Regions from separate parts of the Homo sapiens genome. Here region 2 is linked to region 1. The links are chromatin loops, found by intact Hi-C in ENCODE. Cell type or tissue: CD14-positive monocyte. All regions are shown on one strand. Each heading gives the region's core, and the rest is flanking DNA. Links, peaks and the distances in the headings are about the cores only. Region 1 holds the start of DHRS7B (dehydrogenase/reductase 7B). Region 2 overlaps DHRS7B (dehydrogenase/reductase 7B).

The links. Peaks named below come from ENCODE experiments on the same cell type or tissue, not always from the same donor. Only the 100,000 strongest peaks of a DNase experiment are listed, where the experiment ranks them.
Region 2: a loop joins it to region 1, with 2.4 times the contacts of the local background. A loop is called at or near these places in 16 of 110 quality-filtered maps.

What each region holds. Positions count from the first base shown.
Region 1 is chr17:21,113,076-21,128,038 of GRCh38, forward strand. DHRS7B (dehydrogenase/reductase 7B) reads left to right here and starts at 13,889. Exons shown (of 7, transcript NM_015510.5): 1 at 13,889-13,916. The coding sequence starts at 13,897. RefSeq lists an enhancer at 13,551-14,210. In CD14-positive monocyte, for the core only: CTCF peaks have their summits at 6,700 and 6,950; a DNase peak (open chromatin) is centred at 6,756; H3K4me3 peaks cover 745 bases.
Region 2 is chr17:21,165,086-21,180,048 of GRCh38, forward strand. It overlaps DHRS7B (dehydrogenase/reductase 7B), which reads left to right. Exons shown (of 7, transcript NM_015510.5): 2 at 6,933-7,111; 3 at 13,148-13,257. Among named protein-coding and RNA genes, the nearest start is that of TMEM11, 42 kb to the right of the region's middle. In CD14-positive monocyte, for the core only: no CTCF peak of the experiment used is centred there; a DNase peak (open chromatin) is centred at 6,506; H3K4me3 peaks cover 1,070 bases; H3K27ac peaks cover 2,963 bases.

The sequences.
Region 1 (14,963 bases), core at 2,348-10,347:
TGGGCATTGTGGCATGTGCCTGTAGCCCCAGCTACTCAGGAGGCTGAGACAGGAGGATCACTTGAGCACAGGAGGCAGGGGCTGCAGTGAGCCGAGATCATGCTATTGCACTGTAGCCTGGGTGACAGAGCAAAACCCTGTCTCAAAAAAAAAAAAAAAAACAAAAAAAACCCTGTCTCAAAAAAAAAACAAACTTCTCTTTTTTGTCCTGCTGTGCTTAGACTAGATGACAGAAACCTCATGATTATTAGACCCTCTGCAAAAAAAAAAAAAAAAATGTTAAATGTACCCTTCCCAAAAGAAGTACTACCTATAATTAATCAATTTGCTGTAACCGTGTGCTATCCTTGTATGAATAATGTTGTAATCTTGCAAAACTCCTCTGTCTCTGCCTATACAAATGAAATCGCTAAACGTCCCTATTTTGAAACGCTGACCTCATTCCTTTGGAGTTGGTGTTGGTAGCCTAGCCTTACACTTTGTGACTGAATAAACTCTCTTTAAATTAGATTCTGACCCTTTTGATTATTTTACATTGATGGAGTTTACAAAGTATAATGCACATTGTTAATTTTTTCTCAGTTACTTAAATTTTATTCACATGGTTCAAAAGCATTAAGTTAATACATTAAAATAACAATAAATAAAAAGTAAAGAATTCACTTAGTGACCTGTTCCCTCATTCTTATCCCCCCATCCCAGTTTCCATGTCCCATCCTTTGTGTGGTTTCTGAGCCTAGCTCCTTATGGATCTGTGTTTTGATTGGGCTGCAAATATTCACTCCTGTCACCTCTCCCCATTGTGGTAGAGTTCACTTCTCTTTTTGGCTGACTTTGGGCTTTGCCATATGTAGTGTACTTCGTTTGGGCACAAGTGAAAGTGTGTCATATCCAAGCAGAGGCTTTAGGAGGACTGATAAGTTCCCCCTAGACCTCTTGCACTCTTGCCATCTGCCATGACAAGGACTTGCCCCAGGTAGCCTCTGTACCTTCAGACTGGGTCCCAAAATGAGAGACATGTGGAGCACATGTGAACCTAATCGGCAGCCCAAACCACCTGACCTACAGATCTCTGAGCAAGAAAATGTTGGTCGCAAACCAATTTTAACAATGGTGGGGGGCAAACCAATTTTAACAATGGTGGGGGCAGTATTTGTTAATTTTTTTTTTTTTTTTTTTTTTTTTTGAGACGGAGTCTCCCTCTCGCCCAGGCTGGAGTGCAGTGGCGCGATCTCGGCTCACTGCAAGCTCCGCCTCCCAAGTTCACGCCATTCTCCTGCCTCGGCCTCCCGAGTAGCTGGGACTACAGGCACCCGCTACCATGCCCGGCTAATTTTTTTGTATTTTTAGTAGAGACGGGGTTTCATCATGTTAGCCAGGATGGTCTCGATCTCCTGACCTTGTGATCCGCCCACCTCGGCCTCCCAAAGTGCTGGGATTACAGGCGTGAGCCACCGCGCCCAGCCAATATTTGTTAATATTATCACAGTAAAATCAAGTCTCACTTTGCTTTTTTAAACTTTATATATGTCACTAAGATATGTAGTGACTTCTCCTGTTGGTGCATAGAGTTACTTCTTTGAGTTTCATGGTATTACAGTGTGTGGCTATACTCCGATGGATTTAACCAGGCTTCCATTAATGGATATTTGAGTTGGTTCAATCTTTTGCTATCAAAAATAAGGATGTATTACATAGTCTTGTACATACATCATTTTGCATATGTATTCGTCAGGGTTCTCTAGAGAGACAGGACTAATAGGATAGATGTGTATATGAAAGGGAGTTTATTAAGGAGTATTGACTCACAGGATCACAAGGTGAAGTCCCACAATAGGCCATCTGCAAACTGAGGAACAAGGAAACCAGCCCAAGTCCTAAAACCTCAAAAACAGGGAAGCCGACAGTACAGCCTTCAGTCTGTGGCCAGAGGCCCAAAAACCCCTGGCAAACCACTGGTGTAGGTCCAAGAGTCCAAAAGCTGAAGAACTTGGAGTCCGTTGTTCGAGGGCAGGAAACATCCAGCACAGCAGAAAGATGAAAGCTGGAAGACTCAGCCAGTCTAGTCCTCCTGTGTTCCTCTGCCTGCTTTTATCCTAGCTGTACTGGCAGCTAATTAGATGGTGCCCATCCAGATTGAGGGTGGATCTGCCTCTCTTAGTCCACTGAATCAAATGTTAATCTCCTTTGACAACACCCTGATGGACACACCCAGGAACAATACTTGGCATCCTTGAATCCAATCAAGTTGACACTCAGTATTAACCATCACAGCACATATGTAAATATATCTATAGAATCATGGAAGTGCTCAGATGGGGGCATACATGAAATTTGAAATATTGAAAGATGTTCCTCAATTGCCCTACTTAGGGATTGTGCTTAGAACAATGACACTGATCATCAGTTAATGCTGGATTAAATGAAGAAAACGCTTTAGTATTTCTGTCACTTGCATTCCTGTTCTCATCCTCTTCTCTGAGGATCATCTTCTACATCTTCTCTTCCTCTTTCTGTGCCCTAAGTGATCACCAAGGATCTGTCCTTGACCTTGTATCAGTCAGTATAGGTTAGGTTATGCTGTGTGAAAAATGACTGCCCTCCCATCTCAGTGGCTTACAACGACAACAGTTCATTTCTTGCTCATGTTACGTGTCCATCGTGGGCCTGCTACAGTACTACACATCACTTTTTTCACTCCAGGACCCAGTCTGTTGGAAAAGTCTCTGTTTGGGACATTGATGGTCTTAGGGCAGAAAGAAGAGAAAGAGACATGGTAAATCACACACAGTTTCTGCTCAGAGGTGACCCATGTCACTTCTGCTTACATGTGGCTGATTATGCAAGTCTCGTGGCTGCTCCTGGGTTCTACTGAGCAGGAATGTGTTTAATCCAGATGTGGGGGTGCCACATCTGGGTAAACAAAAATTCAACCTACCACAGTCCTATTCTCTTCTTACTCCACGGTGTAGATGTGGGGCCCACACCCATTCCTTAGGGAAATCTCATGTACCCCTGTGGTCTCTGCTCCGTCTTCAGGCCTAACAAACTCATAGAGCCAAGCTTGCTGAGCTGCCCTATTAAGCTCTCTTGCCAGAATGTCAAACCCAACATATCCAAAAAGGAGTTCATCCCATTTCCCCCTAAACCTGCTGCTTCTGTGAGATCTTCATCACCCTGCATCCTCCCTAAGTCCTTGCTGCTCTTCCCCCTTCCCTTGGCTTCCAGTCCACTGCCAAGCAGATGCTGTTTAGCATCTTTTCAGCACTTTTTGAGCCTGGATAATTTAATTCTTTCCTGGGAGAAATCTTAAGATCAAAGCTTATTTGGAGGCTGGGTGCTGTAGCTTATACCTGTAATCCCAGCACTTTGGGAAGCCGAAGTGGATGGATTGCTTGAGCCCAAGAGTTCAAGACCAGTCTGGGCCACATGGTGAGACCCCGTCTCTACAAAAAAAAAAAAAAAGTACAAAAATTAGCCAGGCTTCCTGGTGCACTCTGTAGTCCCACCAACACAGAAGTCAGAGGTAGGAGAATTGCTTGGGTCCAGAAGGTCAAGGCTGCAGTGAGCCTGTGATTGGGTCACTGTACTCCAGCCTGGGTGACAGAGAGGGACCCTGTTCCCAAAAAACAAAAAAACAACACACACACACACACACACCTTATTTGGCTCAGAGGCAGATTTTCCCGGCCTCAAGGAGGGATGTGGTCACCTCTGGAATACAAAGATGCTTAGAAACCCATAGCCTCTTGTGTGGGTACATCCATGCTAAAGGAATAGAGAAACACTGAACTGAACAACTCCTGAAATGTCCTGTGTTAGCATCACGGTGTTAACGGTGAGGGGTTAAGGAGCTGCTTCCCTAAGGGACTGGAACAGATGGAAGAAACCCACCTCATGACCAGTAGGCCATGCACGATTCTAGGAGGAGCTTAAATGGCAGGGTAGGTGGTAGCTTATGCACCCCAGTATTCTTCCTGGCAGGAAGGCGGGAAAGGGACAGTGAAGGTCAGTCACTTGCCTCGGGAACATCAATACAGATGCCTGCTGGGAAACGGAGAGAATGGGGCTGGAAGGGCCAGGACAAGATGACTCCTGGGAGACACGTCCAGGCCCCACCGCCTGCTGGAGGAGGGACGCTGGTAGGAGTGGGCCAGGCAGTGGTCCCCACTTCGTATTCAAAAAGGCCCTAGAGTTTAGGCTTTGGACCTTACTGCTGTATGAGGCCGCAGCGTCAGAGAAGACAGTGATGAGAAAAACGTCACTTGCACTCCCTCCAGCATCACTGCACAGCTTCTGAGGCACTACCAATTAGTAGATTTTTCCATGAATTGTGAAACTGTCTTATAAAAATCACAAATGCATGACATCTTATATTTGCATGTTAAAATCGTTTTATTAAATTGACTGCTTTAAAAATATTTCATAATTATCATAATCTCATTTTGGCTCTTTCTTCCCCCCTTTCATTTATTAAATGTGTTCACCAAAAAGTGGAAGCTCTGAAGTTGAATATACATGAGAAAAGCAAATAAAACTGTCTCTCATCAAGCCAGGATGAAGATGTGGTAACCTGTTAAACTGACAGGCTGATTCGAACAAAACCCAGACAGCTCCTGGTGAGCATGAAATAGAATTGGTTTCTTATTTGGGATGCCAAGGTGGGTGGATTACCTGAGGTAAGGAGTTCGAGACCAGCCCAGCCAACATGGTGAAACCCCATCTCTAGTAAACATAGAAAAATTAGCAGAGCATGGTGGCATATGCCTGTAATCCCAGCTACTCAGGAGGCTGAGGCAGGAGAATCACTTGAATCTTGAACTCAGGAGGCAGAAGTTGCAGTGAGCTGAGATCATGCCACTGCACCCCAGCCTGGGCAACAGAGGAAGACCTGGTTCCTTAGGAGGGAGGTCTCCTACACATTCTGCACAATCTCTGAGGGAAGATGTGTGTGTGTGTGTGTGTGTGTGTGTGTGTGTGTGTGTGTGTGTGTATGTGTGTGTGTCAGTGGGGAGGCGGGTTCATGGGACTCCACTGTCAGAGAATTTCCTCCCTGGACTAGAACCGAGCCAGCCATGTCATTGTACTGCAGAGCTGCACCCACTAACCCCACTCCTGTCTGGGAAATCCAGACAGTGTAACTGTTTGCAAGGGTGCTCTGGAGCCAGACTCTCCAGGTTCAATGCCAGTGTCTGAGGTTTTTTCCCATTTGACATCAGCTCATAGTCTGACACAGAGATGTCTTCAACAGGAGTAGAACTATTTAGTAGAAATAATTGAGTGCAGAAGGGCTGTTTTTTTAAGGTAAATGTGGCTTCTCTGCGACCCATATGCATGGTGGAAATGCTCTACATCTGTAACGAACATTGGACATTTGCTGTATTGGTCACTGTGTTGAACACCTGAAATGTGGCTAGTGGGACTGAAGAACTGAATTTTAAACTTTACTGAATTTAAACATAAACAGCCACATGTACCTAGTAGCCACCACATGGGACAGCAATGGTCTAGCTCCCAAGTGCCAACAGCTTCCTGTGGAAAAATCAATTTTATTAAAATATGTGTCCTACCCTGCACTCAGCCTTTCTGGATGTCCCTCTTCAATATAATATCTGATTAAGGATTTGAAGAAAATACAGTATAGATATTGTTTGTAGAATAGACGTAAGACCCTAAAATACAGTTTTATACAAAATTTGATAAATCCTGGCCGGGCGCAATGGCTCCTGCTTGTAATCCTAGCTCTTTGGGAGGCCAAGGCAGGCGGATCGCTTGAGGTCAGGAGTTGGAAACCAGCCTTGCCAACATGGTGAAACCCCGTCTCTACTAAAAATACAAAACAATTAGACAGGCCTGTTGGTGGGCCCCTGTAATCCCAGCTACTCGGGAGGCTGAGTTAGAAAAACCACTTGAACCCGGGAGGCGGAGCTTGCCGTGAGCCGAGATTGCGCCACTGCACTCCAGCCTGGGTGACAGAGCATGATGATTCCGTCTCAAAAAATAAATAAATAAAAATTATAAATCCTTTCTCTAAGAGAAGAAATATGGCTTTCTTATTTCTTTTTCTTTTCTTTCCTTTTTTTTTTCTTTCTCTTCTTTTTCTGAGACAGGGCCTTGCCCTGTCACCCAGGCTGGAGTGCAGTGGCGTGATCTCGACTCACTGCAACCTCTGCCTCCCTGCTTGGAACGATTCTCCTACCTTAGTTTCCCGAGTTGCTGGGACCACAGGCACGTGCCACCACGCCTGGCTAATTTTCGTAGTTTTAGTAGAGACGGGGTTTCACCATGTTGCTCAGGCTGGTCTTGAACTCCTGGGCTCAAGCGATCCGCCTGTCGCCTGCCTCGGCTTCCCAAAGTGTTGGGATTACAGGCTGAGCCACCACGCCCGGTCTGGGCTTTCTTATCTCTGAGAGTCACAATTTCTGTGAGGCAGCCACCAACACTAGCTTTTAAGTTTCAGGGAGTTGCAGTGAAACTTTCTTTCCTGCCAGGAAGCTGACATTTTCCAGAAACCGCAAATAACAGAACATTTTGTCTCTGTGTCAGCTTCATGCACCCTAGTCTTAAACCAACAATGTTCTTAAAAATGCATTGTTTTTCTTCTCTTATCGCTTCTCGGTTGTTCTAATAATTTGATAGCTTCAGTACACCATTAATGTTCACCTTACACCTCCCGGAGGAGGAGATGGCGTGATACTCGCAAACACGGGACTACAAACTATTGATTCCATTCCGCGTGCTTCAGGAAGGTGGCGCTGTTTCCGTGCAGCTCATCAGGTACCTCAGAAAAAGAAATTTGGTGGAGACGTTTCCGCAGCCTCCAAGCAGCATCATTCAAAGGACAGGTCAGCAGGAAACAGATTTTATTTTAAAATTCCCAGCAGCGGGAGGGACGGGGGGGGGGCGGGGGAGGGACTTGTTAGAGTTCCTGTCGCTAAAGGAAATTCTTCCTAGAGCTATACTAAACTTAGTTATTACTGAGACAGTTTTTTCTGGCTTCATCAGAGGAAAAATATAGTTATGCATCCCAGTATTTTTGCAACAATTCCACCACCAACAGCAATAAAAACGGCTGCAATTTATTGAGTACTATCTTCTGTGGCACTTTACAAGTGTTATCATCTTTGGCTTCACAATTTCTTTACTATCTTAAGGATGAGAGGCTAAGGTTTTGGGGTGTTAAGAAATTCAACATCTGTCTAGCTGTTCTATTAGGTGTGTAGTGATACCTCCCCATGGTCTTGATTTGTATTTCCCTAATGGCTAGTAATGTTGATCATCTTTCTATGTGCTTATTTGCCGGTTGTATATTCTCTTCAATGAAGTGTTTCTTCATGTTCATGTCTTTGTCCATTTTTTAAATTGAATTGCTCAATTTTTTCACGTTGAGTTTTGAGAGGTTTTTTTTAATTTAAAAAAATAGAAACAGGATCTCACTATGTTGCCCAGGCTGGTCTCAAACTCCTGGGCTCAAGCAATTCTCCCACCTTGGCCTCCCAAAGTGTTAGCATTACAAGTGTGAGCCACTCAGTGCCTGGCTGAGAATTCTTTGTATATTCTAGATATGAGTCCTTTTTCAGATATATAGTTTGCATATATATTCTTCCAGTGTGTAGTTTGCCTTTTGATTCCATTAACAGTCTTTTGCAGAGCAAAACATTTTTAATTTTGATCAAGTCCACTTTATGAATTTTTTTCTTTTATGAATCATACTTTCAGTGTCATTTTGAAGAAATCTCTACCAACTAGGTGGAGAACTAGGGTTCCCCCACATTTTCTCCTGTACTATCTTCTAAAATTTTTATGCTTTATGTTTAAATCTATTATTCATTTTGAGTTAATTTTCATAAATGGTGTGAGGTTTAGGTCAAGTTTCTTTATTTTTATTTTTAAATTTTTGCCTATTAACATTCAATTGCTCCAGCACCATTTATTGAAAAAGCCTATCATCTCATTGAATTGTTTTGAATCTTTCTTAAAAAATCAGATGGACATACTTGTGTGGGGCTATTTCTGGGTCCTCTATTTTTTCCCATTGACCTATGTATTCATCCTTCGATAATACCAAACAATCTTGAGCTATGTAATTAGATTTGAAGCTGGGTGCGGTTGCTCTCGTCTGTAATCCCAGAACTTTGGGAGCCCACAGTGGGAGGATTGCTTGAGCCCAGGAGTTCGAGACCAGCCTGGTCAACATAGCAAGACCCTGTCTCTACAAAACATACAGAAAAAGTTAGCCATGCGGGGTGACATGCACCTGTAGTCCCAGCTACCTGGGAGGCTGAAGTGGGAGGGTCACCTGAGCCTGGGAGGTTGATGCTGCAATGAGCTGTGTTTGCACCACTGCACTCCAGCCTGGACAGCAAAGTAAGACCCTGTCTCAAAAAAATAATAATAAAAATTGAAATCAGGTAGTTCCATTTTATTATTGTTTTCCAAAATTGTTTTAGCTATTTATTCTATTTATTCTAGTTCCTTTGCCTTTCCACATACATTAAAAAAAAAAATCTTTTCTACATCTTCAAAAAATTTTGCTGGCATTTTGATAGGAATTTTGTTAAACCTGTATATCAATTAAAGGAGTATTGACATCATTACTACGTTGAGTCTTCAGTCCATGAGCTTGAAATGTCTCTTTCTTTAGATCTTTAATTTCCTTTCTTTTTTGAGACAGGGTCTCACTCTGTCGCCCAGGCTAGAGTGCAGTGGTGTGATTTTGGCTCACTACAACCTTTGCCTCCCAGACTCAAGTGATCCTCCCACGTCAGCCTCCCAAGTAGCTGGGACTACAGGCTACCATGCCCAGTTAATTTTTTGTATTTTTTTTTTTGTAGAGATGGGGTCTTGCCCAGGCTGTGTTGAACTCCTGGACTCAAGCCATCTGTCTGCCTCGGCCTCCCAAAGTACTAGGATTGTAGGCATGAGCCACTGTGCCCAGCTGATCTTTGATTTCTTACAACAATCTTTTGTAGCTTTTAGCTTATAACTCCTGTACATGTTTTGTTAAACTTACACCTAAGTATTTTGATTTTTTGAGTGATTATAAATTGTACTGCATTTAAATTTTTGGTTTTCATGTTTGTTGCTAGTATATGGAAATACAATTGATTTTTCTTTTTTTAAAAAAAAATTTTTTTGAGACAGGGTCTCACTTTGTCACCCAGGCTGGAGTGCAGTGGTGCAATCATAGCTCACTGCAGCCTCAAACTCCTGTGCTCAAGTGATCCTCCCACCTCAGCCTCCCAGGTAGCTGGGACTACAGGCACATGTCACCAAGCCCCACTAATTTTTTTAAAAAATTTATTCGTAGAGATGGGGGTCTCACTATGTTGCCGAGGCTGGTTTTGAACTCCTGGGTTTAAGGGATCCTTCCATCTTGGCCTCCCGAAGTGCTGCAGTTACAGGTGTGTGCCCCCTTGTTCGGCTGTGTTGGCATCTGTTCATTGTGTTTTCTTTTCTTTTCTTTCTTTTTTTTTTTTTGAGATGAAGTTTTGCTCTTGTTGCCCCAGCTGGAGTGCAATGGCGTGATCTCGGCTCACCACAACCTCTGCCTCCCGGTTTCAAGTGATTCTCCTGCCTTAGCCTCCGAGTAGCTGGGATTATAGGCATGTGCCACCATGCCCGGCTAATTTTTGTATTTTTAACAGAGACGGGGTTTCACCATGTTGGTCAGGCTGGTCTTGAACTCCTGACCTCAGGTGATCCACCCACCTTGGCCTCCCAAAGTGCTGGGATTACAGGCGCGAGCCACCACGCCCAGCTGTTGATTGTGTTTTCTCATTGAAGTTTAGATTTTCCCATTTCTTGGTATAATGAGTGCTTTTTGGTGGAAACCTGGACTTTGGGGTGTCATAAGACTCTGGATCTCATTTAAATCTTGTGTTTTAGCAGGCTTCCTGACCCACTTTGGCAGGGGAAGGGGATGCCTCTTCATTATTGCCAAGTAGGGGTGGAAGTCCAGGTTTTCCACTTGGCCTTTGTTGACACGTGGAGGGAGGTTGTTTGGCACAAGTGGGAGTTCAGGCTCTCCAGTTGGCCTCCAGGGATACCACCCTTGCTGGGATGGGGAGGGGACCTCCACTGATATGTGGGGTGGGAGGTGGCTTTGTTGCAACTGAGTGACGTTGAAAGTCCTGACTCTCCACTTGGCTCCCTATGGGGACAAGAGTGACTATTTTCAATGCGAATCCGCTAACTCCAATTCCAGGAATGCCTCCAAAATGTCTAGTTGATGTATTACTCTTTATACCGGATCACCTATTCACTGTAACTTTTGCCTTTTTACAGAAACAACCCTTGATGCTGTTGCAGAAATCATAGGTTGTGACACCCACAGCATTCTCTCAACCATCTACACATTCCTCCAAGAGTAAGTATATTTTTTCCCCAAGATATAAGCCCTGGTTCTACGGGGCTACTGTGTGGAGATCCACCTGCCTTGTGGACACCCAAGACCATGCTTCTGTCTGTAAGCTCCCTCTAATAATTATCCTATATGGACAAACTGGATTTGTCTGCTTCCTACGTTTTCTCAGCTCCTTGGGCATTTGGGGGTGGCTTTGGGGGTGGCTTTGATGGAACACTCTCTCTGACATCACCCCAGGGAAGAGGATGAGTGCTTTCTTACAATTAAGTGGGGTAGAAGTCCAGGTTCTCCATATGGTTTCCACTGATACCATGCTGGGGGAGAGTCTCCTCACCTCTCAGTGGGAATGAAAATCCAGCCCTCGGCCGGGCGCGGTGGCTCACGCCTATAATCCCAGCACTTCAGGAGGCCGAGGTGGGTGGATCACAGGCTCAAGAGATCAAGACCATCCTGGCCAATATGGTGAAACCCCGTCTCTACTAAAAATACAAAAATTAGCCAGGCGTGGTGGCGTGAGCCTGTAATCCCAGCTACTCAGGAGGCTGAGGCAGGAGAATTGCTTGAACCCAGGAGGCAGAGGTTGCAGTGAGCCGAGATTGTGCCACTGCACTCCAGCTTGGGTGAGAGAACCAGACTCCGTCTCAAAAAAAAAAGAAAAAATAAAAAATAAAAATAAAAAGAAAATCCAGCCCTCCACTTGGCCTTCTCTGACACCATGCCAGGGAGAGGGGACAGTGGTGCCTCTTTACAGCCTAGCATGCGTGGCAGTCTAGGCTTTCCAAGAGGCAAGCATGGGGATGGGGCTTTTTCTGTGGTTTGGGCTGGATTAGAGCCATTATTGTGTAAACGTTTTCTGTCCTCTGAGGCTGCCCATTTCCTGGTCCTGTGGCTAGAGAGAGAAGGCTTTTCTTAGGGCATTGTCTTTGCCTGTCGGCATTTCCAGGTTGCTTGCTTCCTAGCACCCAGTCTGGGATATATAAGGCAACACCCACCATGTTGTTCCTTGCGTCCCAGGGTGGCTAGCTGGTTTGCCTTCTCTCCAACTTTTGGAGTCTTAGATTGTTTTATATATAATGCCCACAATTTTTAGTTGTACTTAGTAAAAGGAATAGGGAAAATTGTGTCTAGTTCATCTTCCTGGAAACAAAAATCTTCCATCTTGTTTTCATAGAAGGCCATGGAACTGTGCTAACCACTGGAATCTATTTGTTTTGTTTGTTTGTTTGAGATGGAGTCTCGCTGTGTTGCCCAGGCTGGAGTGCAGTGGCATGATCTCTGCTCACTGCAACCTCCACCTCCTGGTTTCAAGTGATTCTCCTTCCTCAGCCTCCTGAGTAGCTGGGACTACAGGTAAACGACACCATGCCTGGCTGATTTTTTTGTATTTTTAGTAGATGGGGTTTCCCCATGTTGGCCAGGCTGATCTCAAACTCCCGACCTCAGGTGATCCGCCTGCCTCAGCCTTCCAAAATGCTGGATTACAGGTGTGAGCCACTGCACCCGGCCCACTGGAATCCTTTTTGTATAATATCCTGGCTGCGAAGTTAGAGTTTTTACACTTGCATTTGGCAGATGCAATTCAAATTGGTTACCAAAACTTTGAAATATATTGAGTTGCTTCTAAAACAAATTCCATGCAGGATTGAAGAGTGGGTAGGCTAAGAGGGTAGCAGGCCTGGGAAATGAACCCCAGGAAACTGACTTAGTCATGCAATAAAGACTCAGGTGTTACCAGTGGAGAGTGTCCAGGTTCTTGGCGTTTTGAACAAACAATTGGACAAAACGCACAAACAAAGCAAGGAAAGAATGATGCAACAAAAGCAGAGATTTATTGAAAACAAAAGCACACTCCACAGGTTGGGAGCCTGCCTAGCAGGTGGCTCAAGAGCCCGGTTACAGAATTTTCTGGAGTTTAAATACCCTCTAGAGGGTTCCCGTTGGTTACTTGGTGTACACTCTATGTAAAAGAAGTAGTGGCCTGTGATCAGCCTGATTGGTTGCAAGAGGGGACCAATCAGAGGTACCTTCAATTTTTCATCTGCCAGGCAGAAAAGCGGGGCAGGTTGCAAAGGGACTAGCTTCTGTTCCTTTTGTTACCTGGGCATGGAAAGTTCGGGTTTTCCTTTTGATTTAGTTCTAGGAAGTCAGCGTGAATTGGCCTTAGGTTCCCTGTCTCCAGACCCTATTTTTCTGCCTTACGGTTCATATTGGGTTTGCTACAAGGATATTCAAACTTTGTGAATTGGCAAGCAGGAATCTAGAGTTTCCAGAACAATGGAGAGGGGCCAGAAAGGTATAAAAACTTTTGTGAAAACGTCAAAAATAAATATTTAGTTAAAAATAAAATTTCCCATTTTCAGATTTTGTGAATATCTGTAAGAATTTCCAGGATATATTAATTCGCTAAAGTTAATAAAAGCAAGAAACAGAAGGACGTTTCAGAATGCTATTGTTTGTGTAACAAGGGGGTGCTGAATACATACATAATTGCTTGGTTATGAATAAACTGGCTCTGGAAGGACACACATAGCTAATAGCATCGTTACCTAGGGGGAGGTGAAGTGGGTCCTGGAGAACAGAAAGGGAGATTTTCCACCTTACACACATTTGCCATCTTATGATTTTGAACGATAAGAGTCCCCCCGCCCCTTCCTTCCTCTGCCCTGCCCCTTCCTTCCTCTGCCCTTTACTCTCTCAATATCCTCTTTTCATGCTTTTTTTTTTTTTTTAAATCACTTCGGGTCCTTTAAAAAATTTACTTGCAAGAAGTACGTACATATTCTGAATAAAATTCATTTTCAGATATATGTATTACAAATATCTTGTCTGTTCTATTGTCTTTCCCTTTTCTCAATGGGGTCTTTTCGGTGTCTTATAGTTACAGACACCCAATTTATCAGCTTTTTCCTTTAGGACTGGCACTTTTTGTGTTCTGCTAACACGTTATTTTCCTCTCTTATGGTCATAATATTCTGCGATTTTATTGTCTAGAGTTGTATTGTTCACATTCAGGTCTACCATCCGTCTAGAATTATTTTACTTGAGATAGGAGTCAAGGTTCATTTCCCCCCAATCGACCTTCAATTGACCTAGCACTATATATTGAAAAAACTCTTCTTATTGCATTACAGTGGCTACTTGTAGGAGGAAAAAGTGACTACATAGCTGCAGGTCTGTTTCTGGTCTCTCTCTTTTTCATTCATTGTTTTTACCTTTGTGCCAGTTATCACACTGTTCTGATTACTGTGGCATTATAATCATCTTGATAACTGTATCGTGAATTCTCCAACTGTGTTCTTCGCCGGAAGTCCACGGAACACCAACCACGACCTTCGGAATTTCCCTCCGGAAGATGAAGGCACTGTAGTTATGCGGGTGGACCCTATCAGATCTCGGGTCCATCGGGTCCTGTGTACACCTTGAGGGACGCCCACCCAACGCGCATGCGCAGCCTCAATGCTGGGATTGGACGGAGCCTCGCCGGCTGCGTACACGTCACTTCCGAGGCGGGAGGATGAAGTTGATTGACTATGGTCTCTCCGGCTACCAGGTAGGGGCTGGGGAAGAAGGAACCTCCGAGATGAGGCGATAGGGTCTGGCCTTGAGCTGAGGCGACGCCCCGGCTTGGGTGAGGGGAAGCGGTGTAGTGGTCGAGCTAAGGCCGCGGGCCCTGGGCGGCTTCCGGATCCCCGCGACGCCGAACTCTGAAGGAAGACTCAGCCCAGGCGCTGGGACCAGAGCCCTGGCTCCGGCGAGTGCGTGGCGGGGAAACCCGCCTGTCGCCGAGGTGTCTTGAGTCCAGTTTCCGCTGCTGGGAATGGGTGTCGCGCCGGGCGCTGTGTGTGAAAGGCCTCGCGCCCACAGGGCTCCTGGCTTCAACCTGTTTATTCCCACATTTCTGCGCGACGTAGGGGAGGCTCCGCAGCGTCTGCGAGTGGCAGGACCGAGGGTTGAGCGCTGGGGGCCAGTGGCACCTTAGCCAGTGACGGCGAGTTAGGACTAGCAAAGGAAGTCCGGTTTTTCAGAAGGCAGGAGGAGGGTGCTGACTCGAGCGTCCACGGGAATGGCTGGTTGAGATATCTTGCTCTTCCAATACTTACTCTGCGGCTTCCTGGCTGTGCGGCTTTGGGCAAATGTTTTAAACTCTGAGTGTTTCTTCAGCTGTAACTTTGGGAGTAACAAGCCCACTCATAAGGTTGTTGTGAAGCGTAAATGAGACTGCGCGTGCAAGGTGCTCAGCTGGTGTCTGGCACATAGTAGGTATTCAACAAATGGTAGCCACATAATGCTCTTTTTTTCAGTTTCCAAACCTTCCATGTAGTGATTGGAGAATCGTGAAGTTACTTTTGAAGTAACGTTTGGGTTTCACACACTCATACATTTAGTAAGCAGAATTCTTGCTTACACTGTTGCCGATTGCAACGGTGTGTTTGCATAATGGAAGCTATGTTTGTGCCTTTGCCAAGGGTGTGGAATATGCCTTCCCTACCATGTACATGTCCCCTTTTCTCCATTCCTTAATAATAGTTGATATTTTTTGAGTGTTTGCTATGTTACAGGCACTGTACTAATCCCTTTACTGAATTATTCAATCCTG
Region 2 (14,963 bases), core at 3,186-11,185, 53 kb after region 1:
GATCATCCCCATTCTGAGGTGAGTGTGCTTAGTTTCAAGTAGTGAATGAATCTGCCTGTGTTGCACAGCAAGTATGCAGCATGGTGGTCTTGTCCCCCTCCCCCATGCTGGCTTGGTGTTTTCTCTTCTTCACCACCACAGTCAGTGCCTTGTCCAGTTTCTGTCAGGGGTGGGTGCGGGGGGCCTGGGGCTCTGGTGTGTTTTCTAGGAAAGAGAGTGACATTATTCCAGTGTCTTCTGGTAACACTATATTCACTTTTTTTTTCTTTTTTTTGGGACAGGGTCTCACTCTGTCACCCAGGCTGGAGTGCAATGGCACCATCTCCACCTCCTGTGTTCAAGCTGTCCTCCCACTTCAGCCTCCCAAGTAGCTGGGACTACAGGCGCGTGCCACCATGCCTGGCTAATTTTTAATTTTTGGTAAAGATGGGGTTTCGCTGTTGCCCAGGCTGGTCCCAAACTTGTGAGCTCAAGCAGTCCACCCATCCTGGCCTCCCAAAATGGTGAGATTACAGGTGTGAGTCAACTGCGCCTGATCTAAATTCACTTTAAGAAGCATATTAAGGCCGGACGTGGTGGCTCAGCATTTTGGGAGGCTGAGGTGGGCAGATCACAAGGTCAGGAGTTCGAGACCAGCCTGGCCAGTATGGTGAAACCCCGTCTCTACTAAAAATACAAAAATTAGCCAGGTGTGGTGGCGTGCGCCTGTAGTCGCAGCTACGCGGGAGGCTGAGGCAGAAGAATTACTTGAACCCAGGAGGTGGAGGTTGCAGTGAGCAAAGATCGCGGCACTGCTCTCCAGCCTGGGCAACAGAGCAAGACTCCGTCTCCAAAAAAAAAAAAAAAAAACCACATTAAAAACCAAAATTGTGTGTGTCCAAGTTCCTAGGTAGCCATAGTAAGTGCTATAATTGATAAGGAGGGCTTTAGGCCATAATGAACAGACAGACTTGGCGCGGGCTCTGCCTCCTGTTCATTGTCACCGCACTCCTGTGCCATCATATTACAGGGCCCGGGGCTGGGCTTTGGCACCTTTCTCCGCCCCCCCTCACAGGATTGCCGGGAAGCATGTGCTTGGCATCTTACTGGAGAGCAGAGCTCACTTCAATGTGGCTGCTCTTCCCAGGATTGAACACTCAGGAGCCTGGTCTGAAATCTCCAGCCTTCCTTCAGGTTTTATTTTTACTAAAGCCAGCCTGTACTCTTTTAAACCAGGGAGCTGAAGGCTGGCTTCTGAAAATACACCCCACAGGCCACTCTGCCGTGGCTTGTTCAGGCATTCCAGGGAGGGCTTGCTGACCTGAAGGTGTCCTCTGGCCCAGGTCAAAAGACCAGAGAAGACACTGGCGCCAGGAACCGCCACTGGCAAGGTAGCTGCCATCTGAGGTAGGATATTGTTCTTTTTTTTTTCCAGTCGAAGGCGGCCTTAATGTGGCTTCTCAGACATTTGAGACCAAAAAAAAAAAAAGGCAGTTTGACCCTGCCTTTACTTTCTGAAAATGACAGAAGCTTTCAGATATATTTCAAGATATGGGTCATAAGCATGACCCATAGTTTATGTCACCTTAAATAGAGCAGCTGATTAGAACTGGCCATTGGTTATAAAATAAAAGAGTACGTGTAGGTTTGTGGGAGCAGGATCCTAACTGCTTTAGCAATACTAAGCCACTCCTTGCCGTGTGATTTCAGTGTCTTTCCTTCCAGTTGGAACTCCTCTCTGCCCTTTAGCCTGATTTTCTTGTGTGTAACATGGCAAATTATTTCATGGCTAATCCTTCTTACAGACCTGAAATTGTTCTTTTTAAAAAAAACTTTGGTGGGTTTTGAGATCCCCTCCTTTGATTCTCAGATGTGGCTGTTAGTAGTTTAATTTCTGTATGTGGTTTCTGAGTAGCTTCCAACAACCTATTTTTGTTAACAGTTCTTTAAAAAAAAAAATGCTCGAGAGAAAGGAATCTTAGGAACGGATTCCGTCTGTGAAATGCAAGGGAGAATTTTGGCCAAAGTAGAAGGAATGGAATGGATGACATAAAGGGTGACATTTGTGCTCAGAGTTGATTTCTTGGTGATAGTCTCATGTCTAATTTGAGGTTCCAGAAGCCCTTTAAAGGGTGGATGAGCTGCACAAATGGATGTGAGGGAGTTACACAGTGGTGGGTTCAGCAGAAAGTAAAGGAGCAGCAGAATCACAGAGAGAAGCCCCGAACTCTGGCTGCCCGGGCCCAAGGAACCCTCACCCTTAGCGGGACTTTGCTACCTTTGCACTCTTTTAACCTGGGTCTAGAGCTCATGGATCTGGCAAGGGATGAAAATATAAGCAGACAGTATTAATATGTGAGCCCCTGAGCTCTCTCCCTTCCTCACGCCAGTTCGTGAGTCTCATCAGTGTGAGACTGTGTTTCAGGTCTCTTGCCCAAGGACTAAGAGTGTGACTATGACTGCACACATTCCATGTGTAGGTGGTGCCCTCTGCTTCCAGATGCCGTGTGCACTATGGTTTCTATTTGAGGGGCTCTCACCTTCTTTTTCTGGCTTCACTCTCTCTCCCCATGTCTCTGTCCTGCTTTCTGCCATGGCTCACAGTGGTGCTAGACAGACTCTGTCCCTTCTTTCTACAAGCTGATCTCCAAATGCTGAAAATCGTGAGCCAGATATTTTTTCCCAGTCCCTTTTTATACCATCAATCTTGCCTTCTCAGTCCATGATCTGGCTATATATCTGAAACTAGCAGTTAATAAGGATTTTGGTATAAAATGCATGATTGATAAATATATTAAAGTTTATACATATATATAAATCCTTCTTGTATGCCATTTTCAAAGAAAACAGGCCTCCCTTTGACCTTGCTTTATGTAGATTTATTTCCTAATCTGGAAATGTGGCCAGCTAGAACACTGTTCCTTTCTTCCACTGTGAAGCTGTCCTTTTAGCTGGTAGAAAGCCCTGGACACCACAGCAAGGTGGTGGGGCTTTCCATGGCTAGCTCTCATGGTCATCCTGACTTCCAAAGACAAGCTAGGAAAGTGTTGGCACAGCTGTCTCTAAGAACCCAAGAAGGCCCAGCAGTGTGGCCACATGCCCTGCATAGTGGAAGAACTATTAGGAGGGCTTTCAGAGTTTGAAAAACTCTGGAAAGAGTCGGGATTATCAATATGAACAACTTCATCTAGTCAGGAAAGTTATGCTGGAATTGAACCTGATTCTCAGATAAATGGCTCACTCTGGGGTGTCTTTTCCCACCATGGTCATTCTTTGTTAGCAGGGGAGAGTTGGCACTGGATTTTGTTTTTTGTTTGCTTTTGAGACAGGGCCTCACTTTGTCACCCAGGCTGGAGTGCAGTGGTGCAATCTTGGCTCACTGTAGCCTCAACTTCCTAGGCTCAAGCAATCCTCCCACCTCAGCCTCCCAAGAAGCTGGGACTACAGACGTGCACTACCATACCTGGTTAGTTTATGTGTTTTTTGTAGAGACGGGATTTCACCATGTTGCCCGGGCTGGTCTTGAATTCCCAGGCTGAAGCGATCCCCCTACCTCAGCCTCCCAAAGTGCTGGAATTACAGGCGCGAGGCACTGCGTTTGGCCTTGGCACTGGCTTTTAATTTGCTTTGCATTCTGATTCGATAGCACTTTACCAGACTGAATGCAGACATGCGCTCTCCCCACAGACAGCGGCCCGGGCCAAGGATGGATCCCATTCACCCGGCGCCATGTTTGCCTCAGGCAAAGTGGTCTCCAGGGCCAGGAGACCAAGGCTGGCCTGTGATGTTGTGTCAGGTGCTCAAGGAATCCCAGAAGTGTACAAGACGGTGTGTAGTTTTCGCTCTTTTCTTCATGTCATGGATTGCTGGCTTGAGTTTTAATTAGGTTGCATGAAAGTGCAATTTGTTGGGAACTTTAATCATCTTCCACTGGGGAGCCTTGCTGGGCTGGTTTATTTTCATCCTGCTCCTCCCTGGGTGTGAAGACGGGGTTGAGGGACATTTTAGTACCTGTCTGCTCTCTCCTGCTTTGCTGGCCTTGATAACCACATTTTCTAACACAAAACTTGGGACATGAGAGCCTGACTTCTGCCAATGTTGTGGAGTTTTTTCCTATTTGTTAATTTGATTAAACTGAAAGGTTTATGAAAATATAGAAGTTAAACAACATTGGACACTTAATACATTTAATGAGCTTCCTTTATTTGGAAAGAACCACACTTCACAAGCCAGGGGTCCCTTCAGACAGTCTTGGGAGTCGGATTGCTGGGAGGTGAGGTCCTGATCCAGGAACTTTGAGTTAATGGTGGTCATTATGATGCTGGTGGCAGCTGTGTTCCCTCTGTGTACAGATGAATTCATCCAACCTCATAACAAACCCAGGAGGGAGGTCCTCTCACAACTTCAGCTCAGAGGCGAGGACACTGAGGCCCAGGGCAGTGAGGCCCCTTTGCCAGGCTGCCAAGTGACTGGGCCAGGGTGTCACCCAAGCCAGGCTGGCTTGAGGGTTCATCCTCATGACCCCTGCACTGCCGCTGTTGTGCTGCAGTTAGTGTTTTTCAAGTGGTCTCTGAGTTTTGAGAAGCGACAGGCTGCATACTTGGCTCTTGACCCCCATGACCTCGGTGGCACTGTGCCTCAGCCCCAGGTTGTCAATTTGAAATTGGGTGGACTTCACAGGCACTGGCCTCCAGGGGCCCACGGAGGAGTGTTCGGAGGGGTTTCCACCCAACACGCCTAGTGGGGCTCTGGGTCCCGGCCCCAGAGGCTGAGCCCTACTATCCTTCCCTGAGCTGAGGCCCCCACCCCTTTCATACCTCAAGCTCATCCTGGGCAGTGGCTGGGCCCTGGGCCATTCTGGACAAGGCAGGGTGGTCCTACCCTGAGACCTACCTGGTACAAAGACCTGGGATTGCAGTGAGAAAAAAGCTTTTACCAAATAGCCATCCAGCCGGGTTGAACTCTTCCCAAGCCCCCACCCCTCAACCAGCTTATTACATGCAAGTTTTAAGCTATCCTTGCCTGGAGCCTTCTCTTGCCTTTTGTCAATTGCTGTAATTTTCTGGTAAAGCTATATCAACAAAATGGCAACCATTCCTGCCTCCCACTGTTTATCCCTCCTTCCCCTAGGAAACCCTCCCACATTCCCTGTTTTCAGGATCTTGGTCCCGTGCAGGACTCCAGGCAGCACCCACAGAACCCTGGAGTGGCACAGGCCTCGGTGCCTACTCTACAGCTTTCCTGAGCACTTCTCAGATTCCACACAAAGGGTCCTTGGGACCCAGCATAGCCTGCAGGCAAGAACACCTGGTCAGAACTTCCTCTTGGGGCAGGGATGGTACCAGTAGTGCCTGGTGAAAAGCTTGGTGCTTTAGATACCACCTTAATCCCCAGTTCATACAATGGAGGCTTGGCATAGTGTAGGGCAAGAGGGAGCTTTATCCATGCAGCAGATAGTAGCTGAGGTGTTTTCAGAGGTGGATTAAGTGGCAGTTGATGGGAAACTGTCATTTTTACAGTCCAAGAATGTGGCTGTTTTTTATGGTGGTTAAGAATTCAGGTGTATCTGGAAAAGCAGGTGAAAAAGTAAATGCTAATCTAGTTCAGTTGACAGTTCCGTTGCAGTAGAATCCTCTTGTAGGGGGCAATTTAGCATAGATCAGGACAGCCACCCTGAACATGAACTTCAGGATCAAAGCGACTTGGTGCATAGATGGATGTGTGTTGGGAGTCCACAGTGTTCCTGGCTTCACTCTGGCATCCAGAGTTGATGTCCTCTTACGAAAGGAAGCAGAATTTTTTTTTTATATGTGGGCTTGAGATGGGATATTAAGTAGGTGGCTGAGGGTTTTACATTATTGCTCCAAGCTTATGAATAATTTAGAGCTACAGTCTGGTTTGCCAGAACTCTCTTCTTGGATTCCAGCCTCTTCCTTCCTGAGAAGGATTCTGTGCTCGTAAACCACAGCCCTGGAGGTGGACTCGGGGGGGGCCTTTTGTCTCATAGACTCTGGCTCGCTCGTCAAGTGGCCTTCCAGGGCATTGCTTCCCAGCGACAGCACATGGTGCTCACCACGGTCCTCACCAGCTCCTCCTCAGCCTTCCTTTAACCCTGTGTCCCCCTCTTATCTCCTGCTTTGGGCACAGGAGGACAGGTGAATGCGGAGGAATGGGGGAGGTTCAGGGGAAATAAGGGCAGATGGGGAAAAACACACATTTTCTAAGAATCAACTGCACACTGTTGCACAGACACTCATACAGCCTCCAGATTTCATGGCTCACTGGGGAATGCTGGGCAGGAACATGCCACAGGCACAGCGGGGCAGCACGCTCACCGGCCGGAGCCCATGCTGGTGCTTGGGGCAGGGCCCTGCACTGAATCCCCTTTGGGTGTCTGTGAGGCCTGTGGTCAGAAGTCCATCTGTGGCCCTCACTGTAACAGTCTAGGGGCTGCTCCACCCAGAAACGTCCGTCCTCTGAGTGTCTGCTCTGAAGAGGATAAGAATTGGTACGACTTCCTTTTTCCTTTCCTCAAAAAACCCCTTTCTAGTTTCACAAGTATTCAGGGATTGAAAATGAAAACAGGCATTACTTGAGGTAAGGCCAACACAGGTTTCCGAAGGAGAGGCAGGTGAGTACTGACACACCACCTCTTCCTGTAACACTGTGGGTGACTATGTCCTAGGCTGAATGGCAATCTCCGCTTGTTCCCTGAGGGGCAGCATGAGGCCTGTGGCTTTTCTGTCCGCTCATGTCAGTACTGAGAGGAAGAAAGTTCTACAATGCTGAACAGTCGGCCGAGGGTGCAGGGCCTGGGTCAATGCTTGCTAGGGCTTAGAGCTGGAGTCCACAGAGGGAGATCTGGGATTCATATCAGATGAGAGGAAGAGCCTAGGAAAGTCCCCTGAACTCTGCTACTTTGTCACTGGTGTGTTTGGTTTTGGTTCTTCCAGGAAGAGTCTGCCGAAGGTGAAGGCCATGGACTTCATCACCTCCACAGCCATCCTGCCCCTGCTGTTCGGCTGCCTGGGCGTCTTCGGCCTCTTCCGGCTGCTGCAGTGGGTGCGCGGGAAGGCCTACCTGCGGAATGCTGTGGTGGTGATCACAGGCGCCACCTCAGGGCTGGGCAAAGGTGGGTCCTGGAGGCAGTGCTGCCAGGGGGCGGGGGTAAGTCAGCCAGGGATGAGGAGCGGCCCAGCTGCACAGGGACCACCAGCGCAAATGCCCGAAGCGGCAGCAGAAGGCCAGATAAGGGAAGTGGGCCGGATGGCACTGTCCTTGGTACAAGTGGAAAAAGCAGGAGCCAAGGCACAGTGAGAAATGACTCAGCGTCAGGGTGGGAGGCAAGTGTGAGAGAAGCAGCCTGGCCCCGGGGGTGGGGTGGGGTGGGGTGGGATGGGATACCTGCCCCTCACAGGGCAGCCCTGCTCAGCCTCAGTTGCTTGCTGAGGTAGGAATTTTATGTGAAATATCCCAATTTCCAAATATGGACAGCTAACTTAAAACGTGTTTTTACCTCTATGAGGACCAAATGAAACATGTCCTTTCCTAGATTCAGCCGGGGCCTCTGGTTCACAGCTTTGGTGCATGCTTTCTCTGGGCCTTGCCATCCCAGGCCAGGCCCCCAGCTGTCCCCTCAGCATGGTCTAGACAAGGTCAAAGACAGATAAATGGTGCCTCAGCTGTTCCAGGGTCTCCAATCTAGGTCCATTCCAACCCAGTGAACACCATGAGCTTCTAAGTCTCAGGAATGGTGTACCGGGACCCTGGCCTGGAGTGTCAAAACCTGGGTTCCCCCTTCTCCCATTTCTGGAAGCCTCTGAGTTACAGGGCTCCATTGTTTTCCTGCCACACACGTATATTGACTTGGCACGTTGCACATGCACACACCATACCATCTGCCATCCACGCTTACTCTGAGTTCCATGGAAGAAAGCTGAGGAGTTCCCTGAATTGTGGTGACCCCACCCGCTGCTACATCTTCTGGTTGGTGATAGCTCAGCTGGAGCTGATGGAGCACCTGCTAAAGTGGGAGGCTCTGGGTCAGGTTCTAGAACAAACAGATGAAAGACAGGGTCCCTTCCTTCAAGGAGGTCACGGTCGTCTGTTGTAAGGAGAAAGGCAAGGACTTATCTCAATATATTGCCATTGCAGTAACATATGCTCTCAAACCAGCCTGGTGGCAACAAGGCACATGTATATGTGCTGACTTGTGCTAAGCACTTTTACATGCATGATCTCACTGACTTCTCACAGCTAAGATTCAGAGAAGGAATGACTAGGACTTCCAGCCAGAAGGTACAAAACCTAGAGTCAAACCCACATCTCTGTCTCTAGAACTCACAGTCTCAAAGCTTCAGCAGGGGAGATGGCCAGGTAGAAGGAATAGGTGGGCTAGTAGACAGAACATTCCAGACAGGCCCAGAGGTAGGGGAGAAGCACGGTCCTGTAGGGACTTATACAGTTGGGTGTTGCATGAACACAGAGAGGCAGGTGGGTCTTTGTGGTGGAAGTGGCTTGCAGTTGGCCAGGGGTGGCCTGGGAAAGCTTTAGGGAGTATGGATTCATTTGTGCACCACTGTGGATGTTAGGTGAGGTCTCCAGGGGTGAACACCATATCTGTCATTGGATATCCAGACCTTTGCAGGGACAGCTGTCTGCAGGCCCTTTGCCATCGTCAGTCCTCTGACCTTACTCAGTTACTATATATAGGGTGGTCAGCAGCCACTTCTCTTGAGCTCAAAGAGAAGCATTTTGTGAAAGTCCTTGAAGAGCATTTGAGGGCTGGCAGAGGTGGAGCTCTGAGTCGCAAGTGCTCCCATCCATGCATGTTTGAGAAGCATGCTGTCATCTTCATTCTGCATCTCCTCTCCTGACACCAAGACTATGAAGGGAACAGAAAATGTCACGGAGGTCACCAGACCTGTCTATGTATCATAAGATGTCAGGCCCTTCCTGGATTCCAGTCACTGCTTATATTCTGCCCCATTTAACTTTTTGGGAACAAGAGTCCCTCCATCCAGATAAAGTAGGGCAGGTTCTTAACTGGCCATGTCAAGTACAGCCACTGTTGATGCCACCAAGGACGTTCTGATGTTGCCTTGCTTCTGTGAGGAGGCAGAGCTATGTTGTCCTCAGTGGCTCTGCCTGCCGTGTCAGCCACCCGGAAGGTTTGGAGTTATGCAACGAGTCTTCAGTTTTCCGTGTTTCTCCTATCTTGTCTCTTGTTTTGTGTACTTAAGCCTCTTGAGCTTGTCCTTGTAGAATAGTGTGGGACCACTGACTAAAGGAACAGAACGTTCTGGATATCTCCTTCCTCCAGCTTTAGCCACAGGGCTGTGCACAGCTCTGTTGATTTCCAGCCAGGCGTGCCAGCGGCACTGGACAGTCATCTGCAGCCCTTCATATATCGTACCTTGGAGTTGTTTTCCTTGGACCCTCCTACCTTCCAATATCAGCTTTTCAATAAATGAAAATGGAATCCTTCCAATCTGTTGTTTTCATTTCTGTCACTCCCTACACAAACTTTCATTTCCTCTCTTTTTAGCTTTGCTAGGAAGCAAAACTCAAACAGGTTTGAGGCAGTCATCTCCCCAAAGCTGTTTAGACTCCAGCGGGACTCCCACCTTTGAAGGGTTCTGTGTCTGCACCCTTTGGTGGCACCTCACAAATGTCCTATGTATTGGTCAGGACAAGACAAAATGGGGTGAGGAAGCCAGCAGGGCCCAAGGTTCCTAGCCTTTGGGAATGATTTATAAACCGGATGAGCAGTTCTAGCCTCAGGAATGCTGGCATCTGGCTTGGAGTGCAGCCATCACCCCCCTCATTCCTGTGGGGGCTCTGCTGCTCTGCTGAGAAGCGCACCAGGGAGGCAGGGTTGGGGCGCTGGGACCAGGCCTCACTACCCAGGGTGGGTGCTCTCTCCGGGCTTTTGCCCTTTGTTGGGATGAGCCAACGAACACACCAACCTCACCTCCTTCAAAGAAGATAGTGTGTCTAGATTGAGTCTACTTAGCACCTCTTTCCCGAAGACTGTCGGGTGTATGGAGAGGCGCCTGGGGGATGAGCAAATGCTGTGTGGGGAGCTGAACAAGAAGCTGTGGAGCACACGGAGGCTTCACACCATGAGACAGACGTCAGGGAGCCTTCCCTCAGACCTCTCAGGACCCCTGGTGCTGAAGGAGTTTCTTCTCCTCCCATGTTTTGAACCCATCTAGCTTTAAGGAAGTTTGACACTTCTCTAAGGGCAGGCCTGTTCAGACCAGTACACACCGCCTGCCCCTCTGACCTTTCCTTCCCAGCTGAGGAGATGGCAGCCCTGATCCTCTGACCCTGCAGTATTGGCCCATCACCACATGGCTACCAGAGATGGAATTAGCCTGCAAAGGCCATTCCCTTTCATGAACCAGGAGCTAGGGTGCCACCTAATCACCTGGGCCTCTAAGATTCGGTCTGGAACCAAGTCAGTGGCTCACTGGTGTCAGGTCAGGGTCAGCCAGGGGCCAAGGTATCCTGTGCAGATCTGCTGGTGAGCACTTAAGGGAGACTATGCCTCAGGTGAGGACAGGAGTGCCTCTTTAAACCAGCATGTGGCCAGGTGCAGTGGCTCATGCCTGTAATCCCAGCACTTTTGGAGGCCCAGGCAGGAGGATCGCTTGAGTTCAGGAGTTCTAGAGCAGCCTGGGCAACATGGCGAAACCTCATCTCTACAAAAGTTAGCCAAGCATGGTGGCATGTGCCTGTAGTCCCGGCAACTTGGAAGCCTGAGGTGGAGGCTCGCTTGAGCCTGGGAGGTTGAGGCTGCAGAGAGCCATGATGACACTACTGCATTCTAGCCTGGGTGCAGAGCGAGACCCTGTATCAAAAAAAAAAAAAAAAAAAGTAAAAAACTATGTTTCAGTTTTCATCATCAGTTTTTAGAACATTATTATTTACACATATTTTTATTTTTTGAGACAGGTCTTGCTCTGTCACCCAGGCTGGAGTACAGTGGTGTGATCATGGCTCACTTGACTTCCCAGGCTCAAGGGATCCTCCCACCTTAGCCTCCTGAGTAGCTGGGACTACAGGCATGCGCCACCACACCTGGCTAATTTTTTATTTTTTGTAGAGACAAGATTCCTATGTTTCCCAGGCTGGTCTCAAACTTCTGGGCTCAAGCGATCCTTCTGCCTCAGCTTCCCATAATGCTGAGATTACAGGCATGAGCCACTATGCCCGGCCAGAACATTTTTACAAAGTAGTTCAGAAATATGGCCAGGCACAGTGGCTCATGCCTGTAATCTCAGCATTTTGGGAAGTCATGGCAGGAAGATCGCTTGAGCCCAGGAATTTGACACCAGCCTGGGCAACATGGCAAAATCTCCATCTCTACAAAAATACAAAAATTAGCCAGCCATGGTGGCGAGTATCTGTGGTCCCACCTACTCTGCAGGCTGAGGTGGAAGGATCACTGGAACCCAGGAGTTCGAGGCTACAGTGAACTATAATTGTGCCACTGCACTCCAGCCTGAGCAACAGAGTAAGACCCTGTCTCTAAAAAAAATATTTTTAATAAATAGAAATACAAAAATGACAATTGACACCGCTGTAGTGCTGTTTATCAAACACTGTGGTAAGAGATTACCTACCTTAACTCATTCAATCTCACGGTCACACCCCGAGGGACTGAATGAGTTAAGGTAGGTAGTCTCTTACTACCGTGTTTGATAGATAAAAAGCATCCTAAATAAGAGGAAAGTCAGAAACAAAGAGGTTCTAACTTACTGGAGTTGGAAGTCTAGCTCAAGTCCACTCTCTTGGCTGCTGGGCTGTCCTGCTTTTCATAAGCTGTATGTACATTTTTGGGGCACTGAACATTTACATAGGATATGTTGCAGGGGAGGGTAAGCAAGAAGCAACGACGCCACCCTCTGCCTCCTCTCCTCCCATCACTCCGTTTCCTTTCTGACTCCTCATAGAGTAGTCCTCCACCCCCAGTTCTCATGGTTTACCCTGCTGCGTCCAGGGGGTTTCTCGTCAGGCCCTCCTGCTTAGCCACAGGAGAATTACCTGTGACCCTTGCTGGGCCCCCCACTCAAGGCTGATCACGGCCTTCCCTGGGATTTGATCAGAGCTGGGAAGAGACAAGACAAAACTGTGCATGTGAGCTCTGGGGCCTGCCCGCGTGTGAGAGCACCCAGGCACGTGAGAGCACCCGGGCAGCCAGCACTTGGGTCCCTCCTAGGTTTCGGCCATCCGGCTCTCCTCTTCATTCTTGAACTTCCCCACAATCCCTCTGGCAAATTCTCTTTTTGCTTTGCCCCAGTGTGAGTTTAGTTTCTGTTTCTTGCCACCAAAAGAATATAGAGCACGTGTCTGACTAGCTTTGGACTGTCCCTGCTGTGGTCGTAGTTGAAGTCCGCATCGATTGTTACCTGGAATAGTGTGGTGGGCTTGGTGGAGCCTGCTTTCCTCCAGTGTCCCCACTCCCTCCCGCCCAGCAGGACTGAGCCTTTTCAAAGGCAGGCACCCTTAATAGTCCTGCGTGTGGCAGGTGCTTGCGTGCACTGACTTGACCCCTCCCCAGCCAGTGAGGTTGTTAGACCCTCCACCTTCTGTCCCATCTCTATCTGCCTGTGGCCCTTCAGGCACTCTGCTCCCTCTGCCTCAAGCACTCCCTGGGAAACAGCCCATCAGATCTGGGAAGGGCCTCGGTCCCCTGCCCCAGCTTTTCTACAGGACTGTGTGAGTATTTCCAGGAGAGCTGTGCCTGGGTAGTGCCACCACACAGTCTTGGCAGGGCACAGCACCATAATAGCTGGCCCTCATTGACCTTGCCAATCAGGACAAGACCCTGCCTGAGTGACCTTGGTGAGCTCCCTCAGCTGTGAAGATAGGTGATGCTCACAGCTGATCCAGGTGAACAGGAACATCATGGGGTGTTCTGAGCATGATACTTAACACATCTGTCCACCTCGGCCCTCCTTTCTCTTTGCCCTGTGGATGTTTGTAGCACTGGGCGTGAGCCCGGCATTGGGCCCTAGCTCCCAGCTTCATGCTGGGCCACACAGCAGGGGCCAACACAGACCTGTGAAGGGTGTGAAGCAGCAAACAGCAACGCTGGGTGAATTTAAACTGAACGGCACTGAGGAAGAATGGCTGTCAAGGCTCTTTTCTCTTCCCTTAGAATGTGCAAAAGTCTTCTATGCTGCGGGTGCTAAACTGGTGCTCTGTGGCCGGAATGGTGGGGCCCTAGAAGAGCTCATCAGAGAACTCACCGCTTCTCATGCCACCAAGGTGAGCCAGGGGCGTGCTTTCCATGGGGAAGGAGTGCAGGCCGTCTTCTGTAGGCACTGAGGAGATAGTGGCCCACTCCTGGACTGCTGAGCTGTAGGACATCCATGCGTCACACTGTCCCAGGGAAGGCAGCAGGTCTCCATAGCGAACCGGGCCCACTGCATAGGGAGAGAGAACTGTCCAGTGGTTTACATCCTGATGCCCCTACTGGCTAGCACTGTGAGTTGAGAAAGTTCTCTTTTCTCCCTTTCCTTTTACCTGGCTAAGCTCTACTTACTGGGTGGGAGTGGGGGATGGTGATAACTTTAAAAGGTGTTTTTTTTTTTTTTTTTGGGACACGGAGTCTCGCTCTGTCACCCAGGCTGGAGTGCAATGGCCCAATCTCGGTTCACTGCAATCTCTGCCCCCTGGGTTCAAGCGATTCTTCCGCCTCAGCCTCCTGAGTAGCTGGGATTACAGGTGCACACCACCACACTCAGCTGATTTTTGTATTTTTTGTAGAGACGTGGTTTCACCATATTGACCAGGCTGGACTCCTGATCTCAGATGATCTGCCCGCCTCAGCCTCCCAAAGTGCTGGGATTACAGGCGTGAGCCACCAGTACAGCCCTTGTTTTATTTTCTTAGGCTCTTGCTCTGTCACCCAGGCTAGAGTGCAGTGGCACAGTCATAGCTCACTGCAGCCTTGAACTCCTGGGCTCAAGTGATCCTCCCACGTCAGCCTCTTGAGTAGCTAGGACTATAGGCATGTGCCACCACACCCAGCTAAATTTTTTTTTTTCTACTTTTATGTAGAGACACGGTCTCACTATGTTGCCCAGATTGGTCTTGGACTTGTGGCCTCAAGTGATCCTCCTACCTGAGCCTCCTTATTGTGGTTTTGATTTGTATTTCCCTAATTAAAAATGATGTTGAGCATCTTTTCATGTGCTTATTGACCATTTATTAATCTTTGGAGAAATGTCTATTCAAGGCCAGGCACTGTGGCTCATGCCTGTAATTCCAGCACTTTGGGAGGCCGAGGTGAGTGGATGATCACTTGAGGCCAGGAGTTTGAGACCAGCCTGGCCAACATGACGAAACCCATCTCTACCAAAAAGTACAAAACTTAGCTGGGTGTGGTGGTGCATGCCCGTAGTCCCAACTACTCAGAAGGCTGAGGCAGCAGAATCACTTGAACCCAGGAGGTGGAGGTTACAGTGAACCAAGATCGCACCACTGCACTCCACCCTGGGTGACAGAGCGAGACTCTGTCTCAAAAAAAAGAGAAATGTCTATTCAAGTCCTTTGCTTGTTTTTTTAATCAGGTTGTTGTTTGTTGTTGTTGAGTTTAGGAGTTCTTTATGTATTCGGGATATTAATCCCTTATAAGATATGTGATTTGCAAATATTTTCTCTCACTCAGTATCTTTTCACTTTCTTTTTTTTTTTTTTTCTTTTTGAGATGGAGTTTCACTCTTGTTGCCGAGGCTGGAGTGCAACGGTGCGATCTCAGCTCACCACAACCTCTGCCTCCTGGGTTCAAGCGATTCTCCTGCCTCAGCCTCCCAAGTAGCTGGGATGACTGGCATGCGCCACCACGCCCGGCTAATTTTGTATTTTTAGTAGAGACGGGGCTTCTCCATATTGGTCAGGCTGGTCTCTAACTCCCGACCTCAGGCGATCCACCCGCCTGGGGCCTCCCAAAGTGCTGGGGTTACAGGCAT